2 separate regions of the Homo sapiens genome follow, and region 2 is linked to region 1. The links are chromatin loops, found by intact Hi-C in ENCODE. Cell type or tissue: MCF 10A. All regions are shown on one strand.

The links. Peaks named below come from ENCODE experiments on the same cell type or tissue, not always from the same donor. Only the 100,000 strongest peaks of a DNase experiment are listed, where the experiment ranks them.
Region 2: it touches region 1 in a loop (9-fold over the local background); 2 of 110 quality-filtered maps call a loop at or near these places.

The regions. Positions count from the first base shown.
Region 1 is chr1:235,053,943-235,061,942 of GRCh38, reverse strand. No RefSeq gene overlaps it. Among named protein-coding and RNA genes, the nearest start is that of LINC01348, 12 kb to the left of the region's middle. RefSeq lists an enhancer at 6,186-6,685. In MCF 10A, a CTCF peak has its summit at 4,772 (motif pointing right); DNase peaks (open chromatin) are centred at 782 and 4,872.
Region 2 is chr1:234,483,927-234,491,926 of GRCh38, reverse strand. No RefSeq gene overlaps it. Among named protein-coding and RNA genes, the nearest start is that of TARBP1, 8.7 kb to the right of the region's middle. RefSeq lists an enhancer at 3,305-3,364 and a silencer at 4,788-4,877. In MCF 10A, a CTCF peak has its summit at 4,785; a DNase peak (open chromatin) is centred at 4,796.

The DNA.
Region 1 (8,000 bases):
TTGAACATCGACTAAGCCAGGCACTCTGCAAACTGTATCAATCTAACTGAGGCTCCATCCCCAACCTGGAGAGCTTGTAAGCTAAGCACTATTAAAGGAGTTCCTGTATGAACCAAATCCTGGAGTCCTCCACACAGTTATTGATGCAGAGTTGCTCAGCATCTTTCATAGAGAAAATGCAGTCACATCCAATCTGTCATCAATAATATGAAATACTTATTTTGCTTATATTCAATATCATCAGAGGATCATTCAGAACAGGTGCTACCTAGATTTAAGACTCTTGGTGCTGTCATTATAATCAAAAGCACCTAACGACAGCCCACACATGCTAATGCAAACATAATAATATTAGTGCTTTTGGTTAAAACACGGCTCAGTGAAAGATTTCTGCAGGCCAGACGTAGTATGCAAGTGAAACTTTATTTTTAAACCCTTTGAGTAGCCCAGTGAAACAAGAATACTGTAATAAAGGTTATGTGCAGAGTGGAAACTTATCCCAGGGGTTTCTCCCACAATACACCTCACCTGGGTAAACATACATTTGCATATCAATGCATGGATTACAGACTTTTCCTTTTCTGAGAAAGAGAAGGTACCCTGTTACACACACAGGAGACCAACAGCCAGGAGCTTTCAAGTCCCATGCAATCTGAGAACAGAGGACTTAGGTCTTCAGAGCCCCAGAGGCCAGTCCTCTATAGCAATCTCTCTCTTCTTTCTCTTAGTGCATGGGGATTCTGTTTTGTAACTCGCCCCGCCTTCAGAGATGGCCTACTCCCATCTGGGAGGCTGTGCTGGCTTCTGCAGGAGCCAGCCAGATTTTGAAATTGCATTTGGAGCCAGTCACTGTAGAAAGGCTGGTTCTTGGAGGGGAAGAAAGGTGGCTTTGATAGTTATTGATGAGCTCACCAGGTAGGAATGGGACCTTTCAAATAGGGCAAATTAAATCCCAGGCCTTGAGCTTGGGGCCTGGGATTTGCTGCTGCTGCATTGCAAAGAGCAGGTGGGCAGGCTCTGGGAGTATCAGATGCACAAAGTACAGGTGAACAGGTAACCAGATTGGTATCTCTGCAGGTGCCCTGAGGCTGGGAAACAGCACTGGCGGGGTGGAGAGGCAGCCTGCAACTCGGTGTCCCTCTTGCCTGAAGCAGCCAACAGGTTAACCCAGGTCTGTTCCTGCAGGACTGACATGCGCTGGTTCCAGCCGATGAAAGCAGATGCAAATCAGTGCAATTTCCTCTGCAGCAATAATTAACCCACGGGAACCTTGCTGGAGCAGGTAGTTTCAGGAGAATGGCACTGAAGATGTTGGAGAGAGATTAGCATTTTTCAGCTCTCATCGCAGTGATTTGCGCTGCATTTTAGTGTGTATTCAGTTCCAACTCATTACCATAAAAAAAAAAACCCTCATACATTAAATTGCTAGGCAGGGGGAATCGACTTTGTTTAGGTAGATAGAGAGCCTGGGATGCTAGTGGACATTGCTGGAGAACTGGCCGTGAAAGTGTGTCCTCAGTTTCCTGATTTGTCATGGGAGGAACTTGGCCTCTCCAACCTCTAGAACCAGTCCAGCTGGCAACCTACTATTCTGTTTCCTTCCTTCCTTCCTTCCTTCCTTCCTTCCTTCCTTCCTTCCTTCCTTTTTATTTGAGATGGAGTCTTGCTCTGTCTCCCAGGCTGGAGTGCAGTGGCGTGATCTCAGCTCACAGCAACCTCCGCCTCCCGGGTTCAAGCAATTCTCCTGCCTCAACCTCCTGAGTAGCTGGGATTACAGGCGCATGCTACCATGCCCGGCTAATTTTTGTATTTTTTTTAGTACAGACGGGGTTTCACCATGTTGGCCAGGCTGGTCTCAAACTCCTGACCTTGTGATCCGCCTGCCTAGGCCTCCCAAAGTGCTGGGATTACAGGCGTGAGCCACTGCCCCAGGCCTGTTTGCTTTTATGAATTGGAGGACTGCCTGGGCCCAGGGAAGCCGCTATTCATCTGCCTAAGCTGTAGCTGTTGGATGACACAGGATCCTCATCTCAAGTTGCTTTGAGGACAAGACCACTTTCTTGGGCCCCTCTGCACGTGGGCAGTCCTTCCATGATGACAGCTGCCCTGTTATGGTGGGATTACTTTGGAGGGTGGATGTGGCCCAGGGAAGTGTGTATTCTCAGTGGGCAGGCCTTCTGTTTTGATCATTTTGTAGCCCAGCATCTAACACAAGGTGCTCGTGACTCAAGACCTTATGTAAAGAGGGAGGGATGAACACAAGGAAGAAAGTTCCCCAGAAATCCTTCCTTACACCTGAACCGATTCCTTCCTATATGTCCTCAGCTTGAGTCATTTTCTGTAGCTCCCTCTTATTTCCATCAGATACTTGGATACATTTTAAATTGTATCCCCCGAATATCAGTGAGAGAAATCACATCCATGATCTACACTGCATTGACCAGGCCATCCAGACAGAGAGCGGGGATGGCTTGTCTCCCAGGGCAGTGGTGCCACGTGCCAGCCTAGAGGTTTCGGTTTACCTGCATGCACCACGGTCCCTTGAGAATCTGTGCCCTTCCCCTCCTGGTAGGGGATGCTTGGAAAGGGTCAATCTGAGGCCCTTGCTTTCATGAAGGGCCTTGAGGCCCACAGCCAGGCTTCTAGAAATCTAGAATTGACCCTGGTTTCCAGAATGACCAGTTTGCATTTCCTTTATCTGCACAAAGAAGCGGATTTCTTGGGGGTCTTCTGGGTGTGAGCGTAGTGAGTGTGAATGCATCAAGGTGCCTAAAAATACAAGGACAGATGCCAAATATAAGCATTTTTACCTTGAAGCTGCCTTGAATTGAGTTTCGCAGGAAAAGTGTATTAAAATAATTCTTAAAAACTTGGAGCTCTTAAATGTTTCTATTTCTGGGGGGTGGGGGATGGGGATAACTGTCTCCACTGCCTGCCTGCCTTCTTTCCTTCTTTCCTTTTTTTCTCTTTCTCCTTTCTTCCTTCCTTCCTCCCTCCCTTCCTTCTCCTTCCTTCCTTTCTTTCCTCTTTCTTTCCTCTTTCTCTCTCTCTTTCTATCTTTCTTTCTTCTTTCTTTCTTTTCTTTCTTTCTCTTTCTTCTTTCTTTCTTTCTCTTTCTCTCTCTCCTTCCTTCCTTCTCTCTCTCTTTCTTTTTTTTATAAAGTATTTTAAAAATCAGCCTGGCCAACATGGTGAAACCCTGTCTCTATTAAAAATACAAAAATTAGCCGGGCATGGTGGCAGGTGCTTGTAATCCCAGCTACTCAGGAGGCTGAGGCAGGAGAATCGCTTGAACCTGGGAGGCGGAGGTTGCAGTGAGCTGAGATTGCGCCACTGCATTCCAGCCTGGGAGACAGAGCGAGACTCCATCCCCCCCCAAAAAAAAAATGTTAAATGCAGTTTCATTAGGAGACCCCTTAGAGCCGGATTGTGAGCACAAATGGAGGTGCTGGTTCCAACATGGAAGGGCAATTCCTGGTTATGAGGGTATCATCCAGACAACCCACAATAAACCGTAATTTTTTCGTACTACTAACAAAAGGCAAAGATAAAATGAAAAAAAAAATCCATGAGAAAGAATGTGGAGTGATCTGAGCATGTGCTTGAGAAGCAGCAGCACACGCTCTGAAAATCAGGACTGCATTTCTGGCTCTGTCTTGTAAGGGTATGTGGCTTTGGGCAAATTACTTGACTTTGTCAAGCCTCAGTTTCCTCATGAGGAGTAAAACCAGGATTATAATAGCATATCCCTCCTAGGCTTGCTGTGAGGAATAACTCAGAATTACATAAAGTGTGTCATAGAATGTCCTGTATGTAGGAAGCACCAAGGCATGGGCGGGAGATGAGATGCCCAGCCCTGAATGATCACAGGACCTCAAGCTGAAGAGGACCTCAGAGGCCATGTAAGCCAGCTTGATGGATAGACCTCAGGGGCCAGGAAGGCTCAGGGTCTGCCAGGGGGCCCAGAGAAAGCTGGCGGAGTTGCTGAAACCAAGCACCATGGCTCCACACTCTCCCCAGGTGGCACGAAGCAAGCCTCGTGTCTTCTCTTCATTACAGTCTGCCTCTTTGTGCAGGAAGATCACCTGTGTTTGAAATGCATTTTGCTAAATAGGCATCATAGAAATTCTGATGCTTTGGTGACTCCTCAAATTCAAGACCACCTCTGTAGCATATGACCCCCTCCAACAATGTAGGAAGACAAAACTGGCAGCTGTGAGACACGGTTTCCATGCCATGATGTGCGAATACAGGACCAATGTCATTTACACAACCCGCTTCTTTTTTTTTTTTTTTTTTAGACGGCGTCTCACTCTGTCACCAGGTTGAAGTGCAGTGGCGTGGTCTTGGCTCACTGCAACCTCTGCCTCCGGCTACACAACCCGCTTCTGACCTTCAGAGCTTGCTGGACTGCTTGCCTTCCTTCTCACTTCCACTGCCACCACCAGCAGCTAGCTTTCTTTTGGGGGCCATTTTTACACAGAAAAGCAAGTGTGTACCCCTTTATGCATATTACTGTGTTGCAAAAAGGACCAGAGTATAGCAAGGCTTTGGGGAGGGGAGGAGTCTGGGTGGTTAGTTAGGTTCACCCTCTAGTTGTGTGGCTTCCGTCTCCTGCCTGATTCCAGCGGGGCCACAGCTGAATGACAGACTCTCACACTTGTAGGTGACTGTCCGCAGAGCTTAGGTTATGCTGCAGTAATAAGCAAGCCCCAAATCTCAGTGGCTTAAAAAAGCAAAGGGTTTTTTTTACTGGTGATGTACATCTAGCGCAGGTCAGCAGGCGGCGCTGGTCATGGCAGGGACCCAGGTGGTTGGAGGTTCCATCTTGACTCATCCTTCCATGATTGCAGGGATGGCACTAAAGGGAAAGTGCTGAATCACACACTGGCTCTTAACACATCCACCTGTGAGTGACACCTATCACTTCTGCCAGCATCTCATGGCCAAGACTTGTCTCACGGCCACACCTTACTTTGAAGGGAACAGGGAAGTAAGTACATGCCTACCACATGCCCAACAAAAGAACAGAAGGGAAGAAGAAGTGGAATATTTGTTCGTTTATTTATTTATTTTTTGAGACAGGGTCTCACTTTGCTGTCCAGGGGCTGGAGTGCAGTGGCTTGATCATAACTAACTGCAGCCTCGAACTCCTGGGCTCAAGTGATCCTCCCATCTCAGCCTCTTGTGTAGCTAGGTCTACAGGTGCACACCGCCATGCCTGACTAATTTTTATACAATATTTTAATAGAGATGGGGTCTTGCTGTGTTGCCCAGCCTGGTCTTAAACTGTTTTTTTAATAGCTAGTCAGGTGTGGTTATTTTGGGAGACAATGTTAAATCAGCTTAACAATAACCTACAACACTTGGACCAACTATGTCTCAAATTTCTGACCTCAAGCAAGCCTCCTGTCTTGGACTCCCAAAGGGCTGGAATTATAGGCCTGAGTCACCACATCTGGCCATATTTATTCTTAAAAAACCCCTAACTCTTTATGAAATTTTAATTGATGCATAATAAAATATGCATATTTAAAGTCTACAGTTTGATAAGCTTGACACACACATATGCCCATGAAACCACCACCCCCACAATCACAATAATGAATATTCCATCACTGCTGGAAGTTTCTTTGGGATCCTTTGCCATCTCCACACCTGTGACATCCGTACTCCTCAATCCCCAGACAAACACTGATCTGCTTTCTGCTGCTGTATAGATTAGTTTGCATTTTCTAGAATTTGATATAAATGGAATCACACAGCATGTTCTCTTTTGGTCTGGCTTCTTTCACTCAGCATAATTATTTTGAGATTCATCCATGTAGAAGAGGAATATTTGTGATATCTACCACAGCAGACTTTTGGATTAATGGACTTTATTCTTTCCAATAAGTTAACTGATGTGGGTTGAATTCTGTCCCCCTCCACTCCCAATTCATATGTTGAAGTCTTAATCCCCTGTACCTAAAAACGTGACCCTGTTTGGAGATGGGATCTTTATTTTTATTTTATTTTATTTTATTTATATATGTATATTTTTGAGACGGAGTCTCACTCTGTCTCCCAGGCTGGAGTGCAGTGGTGTGATCTCAGCTCACGGCAACCTCTGTCTCCTGGGTTCAAGTGATTCTCCTGCCTCAGCCTCCTGAGTAGCTGGGGTTACAGGCGCATGCCACCATGCCTGGCTAATTTTTGTATTTTTAGTAGAGATGGGGTTTTGCCATGTTGGCCAGGCTGGTCTCAAACTCCTGACCTCAAGTGATGCACCCTCCTCGACCTCCCAAAGTGCTGAGATTACAGACGTGAGCCACCGCACCTGGCCTGGAGATGGGGTCTTTAAAGAGGTAACTAAGTTACAATGAGGTCGTGAGGGTAGGTCCTAATCCAACGTGATGGGTGTCCTTATAGGAAGGGGACATTTGGCCACAGGCGGCTGTGAAGGGAGAACTTCATGTGAACGTGTAGACCTGCACGCCGAGGAGGGGCCTGGAACAGATCCATCCTTCACAGCCTCGGAAGGAACCAACCTGCTGGCACCTCGATCTCAAATTCCTGCCTCCAGAACTGGGCGACAAGGCGTTTCTGTTGTTGAAGCCACCCAGGCTGTGGCACTTTGTTATGGCAGCCCTAGTGAAAGAATTCAGTCACTTTTATTTCCAAGGGAAGCCGAGTTAAATGAGCTCCCTCAAGAGATCTTCCTGCAATATTTGGGACGTGTCTGTGTGTGCGTGGACAGGGCCGTCTGCAGGCGGACCAGCATGCGGCGCTGGCAGGCACCTCCTGTGTCACCCTTCAGGCATCCAGGGAAGGAAGCAGATAAAATGAAGCTCTTCATGCCCCAAGTTCCATTTCTTCTTTGGAATGCTCGAAGGCTTCCCAGCTGTTCCGTGTTCAGGCCTGGCTTTCGAGAGGCTTCAGGCCGGAGGGGGGAAGGTGGCTGAAGCTGGTCCTCGGTCTCTTCGAGCCCCTCAAAGAACTCTCTGGGTGCATTAGAAACCATCCTTGTGCTGCTGGCAGCAGTTGCCATGCTGCTGAAGAATGGTGGCAAAGCCCAAATGGAAAAGGAGTCTTCTGTACTCGTGGCTTCCAACCCCAAAGAACAGAAAGCCAGGGCCCTCATTCTCCTCTGAACTGTTATCTGGATGGTTCACCAGGAGCACAGCTCCTGTGTTCCTCGCTCGCTCCCCCTGAAGGCCCTGAAGACCACATGATGTTGCCTGCCACTGTGGGAGTGACACGCTCCCCTGGTCTCAGCCTGGACGGGTCCTGACAGGTTCAGTGAGAGAACAAAGCGTCATTCTGAGGGTGAGGAATTTCACTCAGCAGCAAACATGTGTTGCGTGTCTGCTTTGTCTCAGACACCGTACGATATGCCGTTACATTTACTCCATTTCATCCTTGTGACAATCCTGTGAGATAGGAATTCCCATGTCCACCTAAGAGATGAGGAAACCGAGGCTCAGAGGGACAGGGAACATACAACTGGTGAGGGGCCAAGACGGTTCTAGAACATCCATCTTTTGGCATCAAGGAGAGTACATAGGAATCACCTAGCATGTTACTGGGAGGTCCAGACACTCAAATGTGAATTTGCTTCTCTCTCTAGAGAGCTACCAGATTTAGCAAATAAAAGGGCAAGACGTTTAGTTAAATTGGAATAGAATTTCATGTAAACAATGAATACTTTTTTTTTTTTTGAGACAGAGTCTCACTCTGTTGTCTAGGCTAGAGTTCAATGGCAGGATCAGAGTGCACTGCAGACTCCATCTCTTGGGCTCAAGTTATCCTCCCACCTCAGCCTCCCAAGTAGCTAGAACTACCAGGTGTGCACCACCATGCCCAGCTAATTATTTTATTTCTGTAGAGATGGGGTCTCACTATGTTGCCCAGGCTGGTCTCAAACCCCTGGCTTCAGCAATCCTCCCACGTTGGCCTCCCAAAGTGCTGGGATTATGGGTGTGAGCCACCATGCCTGGCCAACAAATATATATTTTTTG
Region 2 (8,000 bases), 570 kb after region 1:
AATACAAAATTAGCCGGGCATGGTGGTGCATGCCTGTAATCCCAGCTACTCAGGAGACTGAGGCAGGAGAATCGCTTGAACCCGGGAGGCAGAGGTTGCGGTGAGCCGAGATTGTACCATTGCACTCCAGCTTGGGCAATAAGAGCAAAACTCCATCACAAAACAAACAAACAAACAAACAAACCCACCACTATAGTTCCCAACTGGTGGGCATCAGTATTTATAGAGAACTGTGGTCGAGTGCTAAACTGCACAGCCCTGCTCATTCATATAGACATTAATATTTTTCGTAGTGTCATCTCTAGCTACGAAAAGAAATTGCCCAAAGAATACTAGATTTGGTGCTAGTGTACTGATACCTAGATTTTCAAACTGAATGCAAATAAGATCAAGGACTATTTCTTTTACTTCCTTTACAGCCAAACCCAGCATTTTGCTCCTCCTAGCAAAAGGAATTGGGTGGGGATGATGGGGCAGTACATTTTGCAATAACTTACTATTATCATTCTCTCACTGTTTCTTTGTGCTTTAACACTTTTGCTTACACAGCCCCCCTCCCTCACTCCACCTACCCCCAAAGTCTTCTTGGTCTAGTTTCAGGTCTCCTGCTGATAAGATGCTCAGGCTTTTTGTGTTCTTATCTGCTGCCAGATAAGGGGTGGGGTGCTCTGTGTGTATCTCTCTCTCTCTCTCTCTCTCTCTGTGTGTGTGTGTGTGTGTGTGTGTGTGTGTGTAAAGGAGTGGGGAGGAGGTCTTCAATTTTGAGGATGGAGGAGGCAAACAGGAAGAGGTTTCTTCCAAGGTTTGGTCTCTGGGTAAAGTATCTAAAAAACAATTCATCCTTTCACACTGAAAAAACCTACCTCCTGCTGGTATATCTCCTTTACGGCCTTATGCTACGCACCTGGCTGTCTCCTTCCCATGCCTGGCTCACATGACAAGCTCCCTTCATTTTCCTTAGCCTGGGTAGGTGCTGGCACAGGGAAAGGGGGAGGAAGATAAACCTGCCCTGTCACAGGGCTTTTGTGAAATGCACAGGGAGTATATAGCAGACAGAGGCGGAAATCCATCTTGACTAATTGACTGCTAGATCGAGAAAAGTTAAATAGTTAAATAGCACCTATTTCCTACAGACTCAGAAACATTGAAGTATTTATTAGCTGATGGGAGCAACACTGAACTTAAAAAATAAAACCACTCATCATTAGTAAGATATGAGATTACCCGCTTGAACCCGGGAGCCAGAGGTTGCGGTGAGCCGAGATCGCGTCACTGCACTCCAGCCTGGTCAACAGAGCGAGACTCCATCTCAAAACCAGCTTAAAAACACACCAATCTAGCCAGGCGAGGTGGCTTATGCCTGTAATCCCAGCACTTTGGGAGGCTGAGGCAGGTGGGTCACCTGAGGTTGGGAGTTCGAGACCAGGCTGACCAACATGGAGAAACCCCATCTCTACTAAAAATACAAAAAAAAAAAAAAAAAATTAGCTGGGTGTGGTGGCGCATGCCTATAATCCCAGCTACTTAGGAGGCTGAGGTAGGAGAATCGCTTGAATCCGGGAGGCAGAGGTTGCGGTGAGCCAAGATTGTGTCATTGCACTCCAGCCTGGGCAACAAGAGCAAAACTCCGTCTCAAAATAATAATAATAATAGTAACAATAATATATAAAAATGAAAAAATAAAAACACATCAATCTTTAAACTGAACATCTCAACACTTTCAGCAAAGATGTCTTTTCCTTTTTACTTTATGACATTCGATAAACAATGCCTTCAGAAGAACGTAAGAGTTTGGGAACTCTTGTGTAGTAGAATTCTTCAGAGAAACAGAACCAATAAGATGTATGCGTATATAGAAAGAGATTTATTACAAGGAATTGGCTCATGCGATTATAGAGGCTGGCAAGTCCCAATGTGCACTATTGGCTGGCAGCCTGGAGACCCAGGAGAGCTGATGGTGCAGATGAAGTTTGAAGGCTGTCCGTTGGTGGAATTCCCCTTTGCTTGGGAGGCTGATCTTTCTGTTCTATTCACATTTTCAACTGATTGCATGAGGCCCACCCACACTATGGGGGGCAATCTGTCTTACTTAAGAGTTCACCAGTATAGTGTTACTGTCATCCTAAAACATCCTCATTTACCAAGAAAGAACCCAGCAGACAACATGTTTAAGTGGGAAGAAAACATAGATGCCACACTGCAGGAGAACTAGGACAAAGCCTGCAAACTGCCTTGCAGAGGGGACTGATGCCAATGGCATCTGTTTTGTGAGGTGTAAGCCATTTTTGCCCTAAGTAGAAAAAAAAAAAACCCATACACTACCTCAAGTGGGAAACCTTGAAAACTGTTTCAGTAGCTCACCTTAAGAGCCTGTCACACCCTCCTGAGGAATCAGTAACGTCTACTTAATAGGCAGTCAGTGCCCTCTGGCTCTGAGTCCTGGTACAAAAATTTAAAACTCTCTGCCAGACCCTCTCTAAGGATACCTACTTACAAAGTAGGGAAAGGGAATTCCCAGTATTCCAGGAAAAGCTATTAGTACCTCCGTAGCTCCTGCTATTGGTGATGATTTGATTGGCCTGATATGTCCAAGTCTCTGGCTAAATGGAGCAGGTAAAACGTGCTTGGAAGCGCTTTCTCTAGACTTCAATCGCTTATCAGTGGGCTAGCAAAATAAAGACAGCCGGTAATGGATTTCACCTCCTTCTTTATTGCAAATGCAGCTATTAAAGGCCCCTCTGGCGTGCTCACACTGGCGAGAACTCCCTGGGCTTTGACTTCTCCCCGCAGTGATGTGCGGCCTTCTATGGCATCACAATTCATCATTTAACAGGAATCCTTGTGTGACTGAATCTATTGCCATCTCTTTCCTCTGTCAGAAGCAGAAGAGTGAGCGATTCTGACAGTGGCAGAGAGCCTGAGAATTCTGATTTTGCCTCAGAAGCAGGCTGGATGGGCAGGCTTAATCCTGCATTCTCTGCCTGCCAAACCCTTATGGATTTGACTGAAGACTAAAGAAGCCAGACCCAGGACCAGAAGGAGCCTCCATGGATTACCTTACAGATACTGACACGGTGCAGCCCACTTAAGCATAGGCTTTTTTTTGGTTTGTTTGCAGAAAAGCAAAAAAAAAAAAAGGAAATGAAAGTAGCTAGTAGCAGAAATAAGAACTTTTTTTTTCTTTTTAAAATGCTTTTAGATTGTGTTTAAAAGACAAACTGATGGGAAATTTGGTGACTCCAATTGTTCATAGCAGTTTTACTGGAGTCTCAGGCGACACACACAGAAGCAGTCAGTATGATATGAACATGGTCTTGGAGACACCATGAGATTGGGCGGGCCACCCTTTCCTCCCTTTGGTTAGTCCAGTGAACCTCTAAGTAGTCCGTGCTTCTCTTTATGTCCATCAGCCAAAGAGCAAGGCCGACCAAGCCAAGGTGAGACAGTATCTATATATAATGGAATGATTTGCTGAATGTTGAAAGGATGGCTTATCCCAATACTTAACTATTTTCCCTCCTTTCCTTGGCAATTTATTATGCATATCTGCCATGTGAGTGGGGAACGTATGAGTAAGACCAGCAGTTCTCAATCCACTTGTGGAACCTTAAAAAAATGTATAGATGATTGTGCCCTGTACTCAGAGTTTCTAGATGAATTGGTCTGGGGTGAGGCCCAGGCATTCAGTATGAACATGTGTCTCCCAGTGATTAAAGATTTCTGGTGATTCTACTTGTTGGTTTCTGTTTCTTTATAGGTCTAAACGATCAAGTCTGGGCAACAGTGAATGTCAGTTTCAAGGCAGAAATGATGGTGGCAATCCGTTAGGAAGAGGCCCCTAACCCTGGAAAGCGGGAGGTGGTCAAAACTAATGGAGCTAGCAGGACTAAATGATAAGCAACTGGGTGGGAGTCCTGTACCAGAGAGAAATATAGAAAACTCAACAAGGGAAGCTTGAACAAACAGGGACTTATTTTTCTCATATTATAGACTATCAAGAAATAGATATTTGCTAGCATTGGTTGAATGGCTTCAAGGAACCCAGGTTCCCTCTGCGTTTTCTCCCCTGCGACTTTTCTTGTGGTGTTTGTCATCTCGTGCTTGTTCTCTCATGGGTTCAAGTTGGCAGCTATAGGTCCAGAGAGCACTCTGTGATCAGGCAGGAAGGAACAGAGGAGAACTGTGGCAACAATGGTTTCTTTCCTTTTATCAGAAGCAAAAGCTTTCCCAGACACATCCCTAGCAGACTGCTGCTTATGTCTCATTGTCCAAGACTAGGACACAGAGAGCACCCATTGCCCGACTTGTAATGATGGTTGGAGAAGCAGGGAACAGGCTTGTCCTGTTTGCTGCCTAAACATAAGCCATTGGCCAAGGGCCAGTATGTTGCCATCCTGAGAAAAATGAGGGTTTGACAGCGAGGGAGAAGGGAGGATGGTTGTGGGGTTAATAATGAATGGTGTCTGCCACAGATCCTCACTGGGAATTTGAGTTTTCTAGATATCGCACTTAACATAAACGTGTTAATGATTCTGCAGCTGCATTTTTCCACGGAGGTTCTCTGAGGGCTTTCGGGGGAACATCAGAAGGCAAAAATTTCAGACAGAGCCTATCAAGAATCTCCTTCCCTTTCTTAGAGCCTTAGACGTAAACAGCTGAAAGCTATAGCTGAAGTCTTGCTATGTAATTGCTATTTCCTTTCTTTTTATACTTGTTTTCCACTTTGCAACTATGAACATTTAGTTGAAAGGATGGAAAAAGCACACTGCGCTGACAACAGCACCATCTAATGTCCAGAGAAATGTCAGCTTCTGAACAGATGCTAGTTTTTGGTTATGCAACTGCCTGTGCATTCTGGACCATGAACGCATGCAAGATTTGTGCATTTAAGAAGCATCTTTTCAGTGGGGTTGGAGCTCTGTGTACCTCTCTCAGGTCAACATTGTTATCATTCATTACGTAGTCCTATAGCCCTCACAGTGCCATGGCGCCCTTGCCCAGTGCTTCCCTCATGGTATTACAAAAGACTGTTAAGCACCTGCAGTGTGTGCCTTGAAAATCCCAAACAGTGAGTCCATGCAAATGCTCTTTTTCTTTTTTGTAGAGACAGGGTCTCACTCTGTTACCCAGGCTGGAATGCAGTGGTGTAATCACAGCTCACTGCAGCCTCAATCTCCTGGGCTCAAGTGATCCTTTTGCCTCAGGCTCCCAAGTAGCTGGGACTACGGGCACATACCACCACACCCAGCTTTCTTTTTTTGGGGTAGAGACAGGGTCTCCCTATGTTGCCCAGGCTGGCCTCAAATTCCTGGCCTCAAGGGATCTTCCTGCTTCTGCCTCACAGTGCTGGGATTACAGGCAAGAGCCACCATGGCTGGCCCCATGCAAACACTCGTGAAGGAAGGAGACATTTGAAAGAACATTTATCTGGATCAGCTTCCCTGACTTATGCTTTCTATTTCCCTTTTACTCTTGCTCCTTTCTCCATTACCCTTACTAAGAAGGAAGCAGTGTCCATTTCAAGTTGGGAAAGTGAGAAGAGTCAGAATTAAAGTCAGAGATGCAGCAGAGCAATCACATCTATAGGTGCACCATTTCAGATCAGAAGGAAATAAAAAGCCATTTTTAGACACCTTATGGTGAGTTTTAAAATATAAGGTGTAGTCAATAACACCTCTACATTCTAAGTTTGTTGGAACCAGTGTAGTCAGAGCTGTGGGATGCAGAGGTGGAGGAGGGATCTCAGGGCAGAAAATGACTTCTCGGAGGCCCCTGCTGGACGTTCCCATCCAGGATGACAAAAGCACAGGCTTCTTTTTTATTTGATTTGATTTGATTTGATTTTTATTTTTGAGACGGAGTTTTGCTCTTGTTGCCCAGGCTGAAGTGCAATGGCGCGATCTTGGCTCCCTGCAACCTCCGCCTCCTGGGTTCAAGCGAGTCTCCTGTCTCAGCCTCCCGAGTAGCTGGGATTACAGGTGCATGCCACCATGAACGGCTAATTTTTGTATTTTTAGTAGAGACGGGGTTTCATTATATTGGTCAGGCTGATCTCGAACTCCTGACCTCAGGTGATCCGCATGCCTCGGCCTCACAAAGTGCTGGGATTACAGGCATGAGCCACCGTGCCCAGAGCACAGGCCTCTTTTTAAAAACTGTACATATTTGTTGCCCGAGGAAACAGAGGATGCGGCTGACTTTGGGTGTACGGCAGCAGTCCTCAACCTTTTTGGCACCAGGGACCAGGTTTCGTGGAAGACAATTTTTCCATGGAGCCGGGAAGGTGGGGGTGGCTGCTGATTTGATAGGAGGCGGAGCTCAGGTGGTAAGACAATCTAAGGCCGCTGCTGATTTGATAGGAGGCGGAGCTCAGGTGATAATGCCCACTCGCCTGCAGCTCACCTTCTCCTGTGCAGCCTGGTTCCTAACAGGTCACGGAGGGGTAGCGGTTCATGGCCCAGGGGTTAGGGACCCCTGGTGTAAGGGATACGTGAGCTAGACTGAAGTAACTAAACTCTACTACTTTAAAGGGAGGAAAACTCAGACACTCATCCATAGTACACCTGCTTTTGATGTTAAAATAACAGTCACGACCCTAATTCATCTATGGATGAAGCAGGAAAATTGCAAGGAATGAGGAAAGAAAACTATTCTAAATCCTATTCACATATGGCTTCCAATGCAACTATTCATCTCCATGAGGATGCGGAGGGGTAGCTGGCTGTTCACACGCTGGATCGCCTCTGTGTATCAAAGCTGCGTATTGTTTCATGTTGAACCAGGCCACAACGATTTCAGCTTGCAAATGTTCATGTTTCAAGGGTAATTATGTCACTAGAAATTTTCCAGCTGATTAACTTAGAATTCTATCACTATAAAATGCTGAATTTTTATTCATCCAGGTTAAGTACTTATTGAGTAACTAACATGCTTCTGGTAATAATGTTGATATTTAGTATACAAATGAATTAAAACCAAATCCCAATTTTTTTGCGGGGGGGGGGTATTTTTTTTTTTTTTTTTTTTTTGAGATGGAGTCTCACTCTGTCGCCCAGGCTGGAGTGCAGTGGGGTAATCTCAGCTCACTGCAACCTCCGCCTCCAGGTCCAAGGGATTCTCCTGCCTCAGCCTCCAGAGTAGCTGGGACTACAGGCGCATGCCACCATGCCTGGCTAAGTTTTTGTACTTTTAGTAGAGATGGGGTTTCACCATGTTGGGCAGGCTGGTCTCGAACTCTTGACCTCAAATGATCCACCCACCTCAGCTTCCCAAAGTGCTGGGATTACAAGCATGAGCCACCGCGCCCAGCCAAAATCCCAGTTCTTAAGGGGCACATAAGTAGTTGCAGAAACTACACCTCCATCCATTCATACAACCATAATTTACTGAGTACCTACTATGTGCTAGACATCTATGATCTAGAATTTCTACAGGCAGTACACTGGACGTGGCAATTGTATATTTTTCTTTCTGGATGTTTTGGAGGTATTGCAGAAAATACCACAGCCTTTGAGTCAGACAGCTCTGCTGCTTTTTTCATCCTGTAATATCAGGGCAAGTAACTCAACCTCTCCTATTTTCAGTTTCCTCATCTGTAAAATAAGAAAAGTAAAAACACTTCGTTTATGAGTTGTTTTGAGGGTGAAGTGCAATAATATATATACAGATAGATATTACCATGTCTGGTCTTTAATAAGTGTGGTAACGATTAGCCATTATTATTACTACAATTAAAAGTTTGAGGAAGGCTGGGCGCAGTGGCTTACACCTATAACACTTTGGGAGGCTGAGGTGGGTGGATCACTTGAAGTCAGGAGTTCAAGACCAGCCTGGCCAACATGGTGAAACCCCATCTCTACTAAAAATACAAAAATTAGCTGGGTGTGGTTGTGCACACCTGTAATCCCAGCTACTCAGGAGGCTGAGGCAGGAGAATTGCTTGAATCTGGGAGGCAGAGGTTGCAGTGAGCCGAGATCGTGCCACTGTCCTGTAGCTTGGG